2 separate regions of the Homo sapiens genome follow, and region 2 is linked to region 1. A link is an interaction called in ENCODE POLR2A ChIA-PET data of the cell type or tissue named here. Cell type or tissue: OCI-LY7. All regions are shown on one strand.

Region 1 (5,000 bases):
ACCTGTGATTTTGGCATAGAGACCATGGGTACCTGAGGCCAGGATGGGGTTACAGAAGAAAGAGAATGAGAAGAACATCATCACAAAAAATGTTTCTCCTGGGCAAGTTATCCCCTGAGTAGAGAGGCTGGGGCATCCTTCTGCTGGAAGGGTTTGGGCTGATGAAAGCTGATTCCCAGAAAATAAGTGATGACCAATCAGGAGGGGTCAGGTTTCTAAGGGCCAGATGCAGGAGGGCGTCCTCACTTATAAGACTGAGGAAGTGGTGTACGTGCAGACTGACTTAGAAAATTTTACTGAGCCAGTCAGCTCCAAAACACAAAGAGATACACTTTTGCCCTTATACTTTTAGGGTGGGTAGGCCTCCCGCAAAGCACACACTTGGAGACCATGCCTCCAGCCATTCTGTCTTTTGGCCTGGTGTGTATATGAAGGAAGAGGCAGCTACAGGCAGGCTTTGTTTTCCTTTTTTCAGTTTGGAACATTTAGAAGCAGATAAATTGGCATAAAGCAAACATAATTACATGTTAACTTCAAAGAGGGAAAATATCACGTACATTAAATTCCGTAACCTGCCATGAAGGAAATTATTCATGTTGACCTAATTTTATTTCTGATCTACCTACCATAGTTTAGAATAAAAATGTTGGTTGATTTTATAACTCAATGCTTTTATTGGAAAACAAGGTTTTTAAGTGGCAATATACTTCTGAATAGAATATGCATTGTCCCAACAGTGTATTTTACAAGTAACTGATAGCTATGGATAATGAGTGGCCACTTTGGAAGGGCATTTAACATCTTCTTAAAAAGTAAAACTATAGGCTCATTCATTTTTGTCTTTATTTAATTTTTTATATTTTATTGTTATTATTATTCATTTATTATTATTAATCATGGTTTCTTTACCTTCTTGTTTTCATGCATTTACTCAATCAAGTATCTCAGTTTCTGGTTAGAGCAATATTATTTTCACTCTTTCATTAATTTCTGGTTTATTTTATTTTAGGTGCTAGAGATGACACTGCAGAGTAGAGAACAAAGGAATCTTAGTAATTGTTCAATCCAATCTCCACACTTTAAAGATGAAGAAACTGGTATTGAGAAAAATACACAGCTTATCCAAGGTTGCACTGCTGGTTGGTAGCTGAGATGAATTTAGAACCCACATCTGATGACTACACCATATTGCTCCCAGTTTTCCTGTCTGTTCCACATGTAAAAGTCTGACTCTTCACTTCTCCTTTGAGTATATAGACTTTTAACATTTTTGTATGTCAAGATGGACTTTTCCTCATACCCAGCCCCTGCCTTTTCTCCTCCCTTCATACCTTGCAGGATCTTTAACAGAATTTAAAAGGAGTTTTTTGTTTTGTTTTGATGTATCTAATAAAAGTCAAGGGAGGGAGAGGGCCAGTATAAGCAAGAGTACAGTTTCCTAGTTTGTAGATGCGGTAGTCTGAGGAATCAGAAACACACAAAGGTTTGGAGAACTGGTACATGCTCCCAGGTGGGAAGCCAGGACTCTTGGTAGGATCTTGAGGACAAGGCAAAGGACAATAAGAGAGCGAGGGGATCCTAGAGGTGGAATCAAGGAAGAGAAACTAGAGAGAGAAAAAGGAACTGGCTATCCATCCATGATGGATCCTGTGTGGACTGATGGGTGGCTTGGCATCATCCTTTAGTAGACTTCATGTGGTTGAATAATTGGCCAATGGAAGGAATTTCTTTTTTGGTAACAGACTCTGTGTGTACAGTTATGGGTCTTAATTTATAATAAAAGGTTACATTGAAAATTGAGCATATTGGCAACTTTGGGCTTTAATATTACTACTGTGCTATTTAGGTCCCAACCATCCTAGCTAATCTGGGCATTCTTGAAACAGCTCTCATTATTGGTATGTCAAACCGTCTCATAGGGCATGTACTTAACAAAAGTGGAGTGAAGGGTTCAGGATGCATAAATGGGGTGAAGCTCGTGGTATTCCATTCCTTTTTACTGAAGCCACTCCTACCAGCTGCCTTCTAGATTGTTCACCTTATATGAGCATGGTGCAGTATAGAAGTTGTAGACTTTGGCCTCAGACAGATCTAAATTCTAATCTCAGATCACTACTTCCTGGTTGAGGACAAGATTTCTTTAACCACCCCAAGTCCCAATTTTCTCATGTCTAAAATGGCAGAAATAATGTGTACTTTGCAGGGTTGTTGTGAGAGTTAAGTAATATGGGTAATGCACTTGGGACAGTGCTTCACACAAAATTGTCAGTAAATGGTGATCTTTCTTTTCCTGGCACTACAAAGCTGAGGAGAGGAGGGAGGGAGGGAGATGAATGTCTGGAGGAAGAAAGGGCAGGAGTTTCTTCATCTTTGAGTGAAGGAGCATTGAGGGTTAGCAGGGATATAGGAATAGTGAGTTGGCTGGGAAGAAAAAAAGGATTAAAAGAGGAAAAGAATAGGAAAAAAGAAGGATACCATGGAGAAAATGGGCAACGGCCCCAGAAAGAAGAGCAAGAATGGCAGTGATGGTGAGCATTGCTGGAATGATGGAAGGTTCTCCGGCCCCGGTGATGCGTGGGCACCACCGGAGAGCTTGTTAGAAATGCAGAGTCTCTGTCCCTCCCCAGACCCTCTGAATCATAATTTGCAATTTAATGAGAGGTCCCCAGGTGATTCCCATATCCATTAATTCTGCAGAGTTGATGTTTTCATCTGCGGTGGCGGGGGGCGGGGGGGGGGGGTGCGGTGGGGGTGCGGCAGGTGTTCAGCAGATTCAAATCAAGAGGAAGTCCCCAAGGGCTTTAGGTTATCTCTAAATTTATCAGGAAGACTTCCCATCGAAGTGGGTTGAGATCCAGGATGTGTCACTTTCCTTTGTATTCTGATCTGGCTGGTCTGGACAGAGGTTCTGCAAACCAGAGTCATGCTGTGGACTCAGGGATTCTTGGAACTTCTCGTCTGAATCCAAAGTAGCAGGTGTGAAGGAACAAGGAAGTGGAGTGGTGAACATTATTTGTCTATAGAGGAAACAGGAAGAGAATGGGGATTCTTCTTTTAGACACATCTGGCAAGTGAGGCAGTCATCCTGCACCGCACCCTCCTCCCTGCGCCTTCAGCTCCCGGTGCCCTACCTTTTCTCTGAGCAACAGAAGCACTTTTGTCTGCATTTAGGTTGCTCATCACTGGTGCATTGGAAAGAACACTGGGCTAATGCCTTCGGGCAAGCCACTTCACCACCCTGGCTCCAGTCTCCTCATATGCAAGAAGGGCTTAAAATTGTGATGGTAGGTGCCCAGGGTTTCCCAGTGCAGTGGGGACTGGAACTGTGGTCTTCTGGTGACTGTTTCTACCTTATGGTACTCTCAAGTCAGCAGGTAGCCAGGTGATAAAAGGGAAAGAAGCTGCTGGGTGTAAAATTAAAAAGCGGCCCTCCCCTGGGGCCAGCGGGAGCGCAGAAACAGTTGCTGTTCAGTCTTGCCACTTGTCAGCATGAGGGAATTTGGGCCCAGGATAGCCAGACAATCTTTTTTTCCAAGAAAAACTAGAAGTCCAGACTTTTCTGTTAGATTTTCTTAGTTTTTTTTAGAGACTCTGAATTCATTAAACACACACACACACACACACACACACACACACACACACACACACAAAATGAGAAAACCTGCTGCTCATACAAAACAAATCTGAGGGCAGAGTTTTGAAGACTGGCAGTGAATTCATTGAAAAAAACAAAAACAAAAACACAATGAAAAAACCTGCTGCTCATACAAAACAAATCTGAGGGCTGCAGCAGCTCACAGGATGCCAGTGTGTGACGTCTTTCCTAAGTCTTTTAAAAGAGAATTGACATTTTCATTAGACTTGAAATAGGTAAACAGGACAAAGACTCTGGAGTAGCTGCTTACCCCAGTATGGCAGGCCCTGGCAATGCCTCCCCCAGGGATATAAAAACATGGATTTCGCTGGTTGTGGTGGCTCACCCCTGTAATCCCAACACTCTGGGAGGCCTAGTCGGGTGGATCATCTGAGGTCAGGAGTTTGAGACCAGCCTGGCCAACACGGTGAAATCCCGTCTCTACTAAAAATACAAAAAAATTAGCCAGGCATGGTGGTGCACGCCTATAATCCCAGCTACTCAGGAGGCTGAGGCAGGAGAATCGCTTGTATCTGGGAGGCGAAGGTTGCAGTGACCCAAGATCGCGCAATTGCACTCCAGCCTGGGCAAGAGGAGCGAAACTCTGTCTCAAAAAAAACAAAAACAAAAACAAAATCACACATACATACGGATTTGCCCTTCTTGATGGACACAGTTTGAATAAAATATAGTTGCCATACCCTTTCCATTGCAACTAAACATAAAAATACAAGAATATTCAATAAGTCATACACTATGGGATGAAAAGAGCATGTCATAATTAGCTGATTAACCACTGTCATCCTCTTGTCATATGCTGATACATGAGTAATGTATGTTTGGATTATTGATTGCATCCAAGCTAGGATTCCTTTGTGGCATCAGCAGAAGGACACGGTGACCACAGAGGTCCACCTCAAGTTACTACCTTTTGTGAAGTGATAATGGGGTGCACAGCCAGGTGTAATTCAAGCACATCTTCCTACAGGCAGTGGGTGGTTATGGCTGCACTGCTGTCGCTGTATTGCTTGCAGCCTTAATGGGAATCTTTATTGAAACGGAAATCTAATTCCATTTAGGTTAATAATATGCTCACTCAATCTTCCTTCCCAGAACTAGCCTGATCTTTACACCTTCTGAGGGGAAACTGGCAGTGATTCCTCACTGCAGGTGGATATCTCATCAGATAAAGCAGGGTTAGGAAAAATTTACATTTTTACTCCAAGCCATTTTGGTTGCTTTTTTTCATAATGAAAGTGCAGTAACTCTCTCTTATCTCTGCATGCAGTGGTGGTAAAAATGTGTAGGACCACAGTAGTTGGCATTTGTCTCCCAGATAGGCCAGCCTGAAACTTGGGAGTGGAAT
Region 2 (5,000 bases), 390 kb before region 1:
GATGGGGTTTCACCTTATTGGCCAGGTTGGTCTTGAACTCCTGACCTCAAGTGATCCACCGGCCTCAGCCTCCCAAAGTGTTAGGATTACAGGTGTAAGCCATCGCGCCTGGCCTGGTGCTTAATTTTGGTGTTAAGTGATAGGTTTTGGTTGCTAACCTAATTGTATTGTTCCCATCATTGGCTAAGGTAAGCTTGGGGAATTAATTGTAGAATTACTCTTTGGAATGGGAAACCTATTCTGTATCTTTTTAGGGGTGTTTATAGGGATGTGTATGTGTTATCTCTCTCTTTTTTTTTTTCTGAGATGCAGTCTCACTCTGTCACCCAGGCTAGAATGCAGTGGCACAATCTCGGCTCAGTGCATCCTACGCCTCCTGGGTTCAAGTGATTCTCCTGCCTCACCCTCCCGAGTAACTGGGATCACAGGCATGCACTACCATACCCGGCTAATTTTTGTATTTTTAGTAGAGACGGGGTTTCACCATGTTGGCCAGGCTGGTCTCAAACTCCTGACCTTAGGTGATCTGCCCACCTCGGCCTCCCGAAGTGCTGAGATTACAGGCGTGAGCCACCACGCCTAGCCTACATGTGTTATCTTTCATAGAATGATACACTCCTAGAGAGTCAATTTTACTCTGGGAATTTTTGAGACAGGGTCTTTCTCTTTCACCCAACCTGGAGTGCAGTGGCACAGTCTAGGCCCATTGCAACCACTGACTCCCGGGCTCAAGCGATCCTCCCACCTCAGCCTCTCAAGTAGCTGGGCCTACAAGTATGCGCCACCACACCTGGCTAATTTTTTATATTTTTAGTAGATACGGGGTTTCACCATGTTGGCCAGGCTGGTCTCGAACTCCTGAGCTCAAGTGATCTACTTGTGTCGGCCTCCCAAAGTGCTGGGATTGCAGGTGTGAGCCACTGCCTGACCGGGATAAATTTTTAAAATGAAACTTAAATGACTGGGTGCAGTGGCTCACACCTGTAGTCCCAGCATTTTGGGAGGCCGAGGTGGGTGGATCACCTGAAGCCAGGAGTTGCAGACCAGCCTGGCCAACATCGCGAAACCTCGTATCTACTAAAAATACAAAAATTAGCCAGGTATGGTGGTGGGTAATCCCAGCTACTCGGGAGGCTGAAGCGGGAGAATCGCTTGAACCTGGGAGGAGGAGGCTGCAGTGAGCCAAGATCGTGCCACACTGCACTCCAGCCTGGGTGACAGAGCAAGACTCTGTCTCAAAAAGAAAAAGAAAGTCACACACAAAAAAATGTGCTAAAAACTGATTTTTTTGGTGCTTTGTATCACCTTGCTCTGACAGTCTCTTTCCTTCTCCAAATTTGATAATGCTCTTCTTCTGCTTCTGATACGTCAGTATTTCTTGCAACATCATTGTTTCAACCCAGAGCTCTTGTGGTTTCTGGGATTAGCTGCCACAAGTTCCCCACACATGTCAAACTAAGAGCTCTCCATGCCAGTATCAGCCCTCAGAGTGTTAAACAGGAGAGGGGCTGTTTTAAGAGTGGCAGTGAATGCTTGGCATGTTAGTCTGTGAATTTTGTATGAAAACCACTTTTACAAACTATTGTTTTAGAGCTGAAGTTTTCTCAGCAGGTCACCTGATACCATGCTCTCCCTCCAGTTTTTGTAAGACAGAGTCTGGCTGTGTTGACCAGGTTGATCTTGAACTCCTAGGCTCAAGCAATGCTTCCGCCTGAGCCTCTTGAGTAGCTGGGACTATGGGTGCACACCACTGTGCCCAGCTTCCTTTTTTTTTTTTTTTTTTGAGTCAGGGTCTCACTCTGTCACCCAGGATGGAGTGCAGTGGCACGATCACAGCTCACTGCAGCTTCAACCTCCTGGGCTCAAACGATCCTCCCACTTCAGCCTCCCAGGTGGCTGGAACTACAGGCCTGTGCCACCATGCCTGGCTGATTTTTTTGAGACGGAGTTTTGCCCTTGTTGCCCAGGCTGGAGTGCAATGGCATGATCCCGGCTCACTGCAACCACCGCCTCCCAGGTTCAAGCAATTCTCCTGCCTCAGCCTCCTGAGTAGCTGGGATTTCAGGTGTCCGCCACTACGCCTGGCTAATTTTTGTATTTTTAGTAGAGACGCGGTTTCTCCATGTTTGCCAGGCTGGTCTCGAACTCCTGACTGCAAGTGATCCGTCCGCCTCAGCCTCCCAAAGTGCTGGGGCTACAGGCGTGAGCGACCGTGCCGGCAATTTTTTTGTATTTTTTATAGAGATGGGGATTCACTGTATTGCCCAGGCTGGTCTCAAACTCCTGGAGTCAAGTGTTCCAACCTGTCTTTGGCTGAGATTACAGGTGTAAGCCACTATGCCTGCCCCACCTCGATTTTTTTTTTTTTTTTGAGACAGAGTCTTGCTCTGTCACCCAGGCTGGAGTGCAACGGCACTATCTCAGCTCATTGGACCCTCCATCTCCCAGGTTCAAGGATTCTCTTGCCTCAGCCTCCTAAATAGCTGGGATTACAGGCCCGTGCCACCATACCCAGCTAATTTTTGTATTTTTAGTAGAGACGGGGTTTTGTCATGTTGGCCAGGCTGGTCTCTCAACCTCAGGTGATCTTCCCACCTCGGCCTCCCAAAGTGATGGGATTACAGGCATGAGCCACCACGCCCAGACCGCCCCCCGCCCCCACCAATTTTTAATCCAAGTTGAAACGTGTATTTAAAGTCAGCCCTCTTGGCTGGATGTGGTGGCTCATACCTGTAATCCCAGCACCTTAGGAGGCTGAGGCGGGTGGATCTCTTGAGGCCAGGAGTTCGAGACCAGCCTGGCCAACATGGCCAAACCCCATCTCTAGTGAAAAATACAAAAATTAGCCAGGTGTGGTGGCACATGACTGTTGTCCCAGCTACTCGGGAGGCTGAGACAGGAGAATTGCTTGAACGCGGGATGCAGAGTTGCAGAGAGCCGAGGTCGCACCACTGCACTCCATCCTGGGCAACAGAGCGAGACTCCATCTCAAATCAATCAATCAATCAACCCTCTTAATTTTTTTTCTACCTGTGGCCACCTCTCCTCTTGTCTGATTTTCAGTTATTTCTGACTAGTGAAACACAGTTGCATCAGTATCAGGGCATTGATTGCTCAATTGAATAAGTCATTTACTGGCCTTTTCTTGTATGTCAGGGGCTGTTTTGGTTTGAGCATGGAGCTAGCAGAGCGAAGGACTGAGGCTTGCTTAGGATTGGGGGTGCAGTATACACCCAACTGCCCCGAACCCTAATCAGCTTGTGTGGTCACAAAATAAAACACTTGATAAAATGGGAAGTGCAGCGGAAACTCAGCTTATACCTCCTAGGAAAATTAGTCACCGTTGTGCAGTCAGTCACATGGCTGGATGCTGGAATGTGCGGTCCCTCCTTCCACCTTGAGCCTCAGCTTCTGCATGCCAAGGTTAATACGCAGAGTCTCCTGTGAGCCATGTGAGGAGGTAGCCCTCCACGAGGTTGGGGAGAACGTAAGTGGAACTTCTTAGCTGAGGAAGATGGCACATTTACTCAAGACTCAGAAGACGCAAGTGACCAAAGATTAAGACGCCAAATCACAGGCGCGCGGGCAGGGTTGTGCGGCTGTGCTTGGCTGCATGCGGAAGATGAGGTTGTGCTCTGACTGAATAAGGAAGGCAGCTACAATTACAGCTTTAGAAAAACTCTGGGGAAAATTGCCCTGGTTTTGTGAGGACTGGTATTTTTCAAACTGCATTTGCAGATGTGCCTAAAAATAAAAACAAATTGCGAACATGTCCTGCAAGTCCCTTGGGCAGGATGCCACTGCCAAGGGGGCTGGGTCCTGAGACCCTTGAGGCTCCCAGCCGGTCCTGTGAACCCAGAGACCCGCGGCACCAGAGTGGATGGCATGGGAACATTCCTCCTGTCCTCAGGGAGAGCATTTTATTTGGTTTCATCCCCCTCCCTCCAGTTTCTATGTTTCATTGGAAAGAAAAGTTACTAAACCTTTTTAATCTTTTAAGCCATTTTATTTAATTTGCAGTTCTTAAAAATTCACTATTAAAATGTACTTTAGGCTGGGCGGGATGGCTCACACCTGTAATCCCAGAACTTTGGGAGGCCAAGGCAGGTGGAACTTTGAAGCCAGGAGTTCAAGGCCATCCTGGCCAACATGGTAAAACCCCGTCTCTACTGAAAATACAGAAATTAATCAGGCATGGTGGTGCCCACCTGTAATCCCAGCTGCTTGGGAGGCTGAGGCAGGAGAATCGCTTGAACCCAGGAGGCAAAGGTTGCAGTGAGCCAAGATTGTGCCACTGCACTCCAGCCTGGGCGACAGAATGAGACTTTGTCTCAAAAAAATAAAAAAATAAAATGCACTTTAAACATCTTTTCCTTAAAAAAAAAAAAAGAAGCTTTATAATAGGTAACTTTGAGTGCTATGTGTCAGACACTTTCTCCTTTGTAGTTTTCACAAAAACTTTTTGAGGTGAGGTAGATGTGTCCAGCTCCTATTACAGAATACAGCTTGGATGGGTAGGTAAACAGCTGGCCTGGTGTTAGATGCTAAATATTTTAACTCGGTTAAAAACCTTTTTGGGCTGGGTGCAGTGGCTCATACCTGTAATCTCAGCACTTTGGGAGGCCGAGGCGGGTGGATCAGCTGAGGTCAGGAGTTCCAGACCAGCTGGGCCAACATGGTGAAACTCTGTCTCTACTAAAAATACAAAAATTAGCCGGATGTGGTGGTGCATGCCTGTAATCCCAGATACTTGGGAGGCTGGGGCAGGAGTATCACTTGAACCCGGGAGGCAGAGGTTGCAGTGAGCCGAAATTGTGCCACTGCACTCCAGTCTGGGCGACAGAGCGAGACTCCGTCTCAAAAAAAAAAAAAAAAAAGCCCTCTTTGAAAACTGGGCTGGGTTAAGGGTCAGGTGTGGTGGCTTGCATCTGAAATCCCAGCACTTTGGGAGGCTGAGGCCGGAGGGTTGCTGGAAGCCCGGAGTTTGAGACCATTTTGGG

The links. Peaks named below come from ENCODE experiments on the same cell type or tissue, not always from the same donor. Only the 100,000 strongest peaks of a DNase experiment are listed, where the experiment ranks them.
Region 2: POLR2A ChIA-PET joins it to region 1 with 10 read pairs; 1 of 35 experiments calls an interaction of 5 or more read pairs at or near these places.

The regions. Positions count from the first base shown.
Region 1 is chr6:106,714,252-106,719,251 of GRCh38, reverse strand. LINC02532 (long intergenic non-protein coding RNA 2532) reads left to right here. Exons shown (of 7, transcript NR_033557.2): 7 at 1,010-1,800. It overlaps LOC105377927 (a long non-coding RNA gene), which reads right to left. Exons shown (of 4, transcript XR_942841.3): 4 at 2,740-3,017. Among named protein-coding and RNA genes, the nearest start is that of LINC02526, 21 kb to the right of the region's middle. In OCI-LY7, no CTCF peak of the experiment used is centred here; DNase peaks (open chromatin) are centred at 2,146, 3,051 and 3,791; H3K4me3 peaks cover 2,162 bases; H3K27ac peaks cover 3,625 bases.
Region 2 is chr6:107,106,814-107,111,813 of GRCh38, reverse strand. The region is part of intron 1 of BEND3 (BEN domain containing 3); the gene reads left to right. Among named protein-coding and RNA genes, the nearest start is that of BEND3, 6.2 kb to the left of the region's middle. In OCI-LY7, no CTCF peak of the experiment used is centred here; no DNase peak of the experiment used is centred here; H3K27ac peaks cover 437 bases.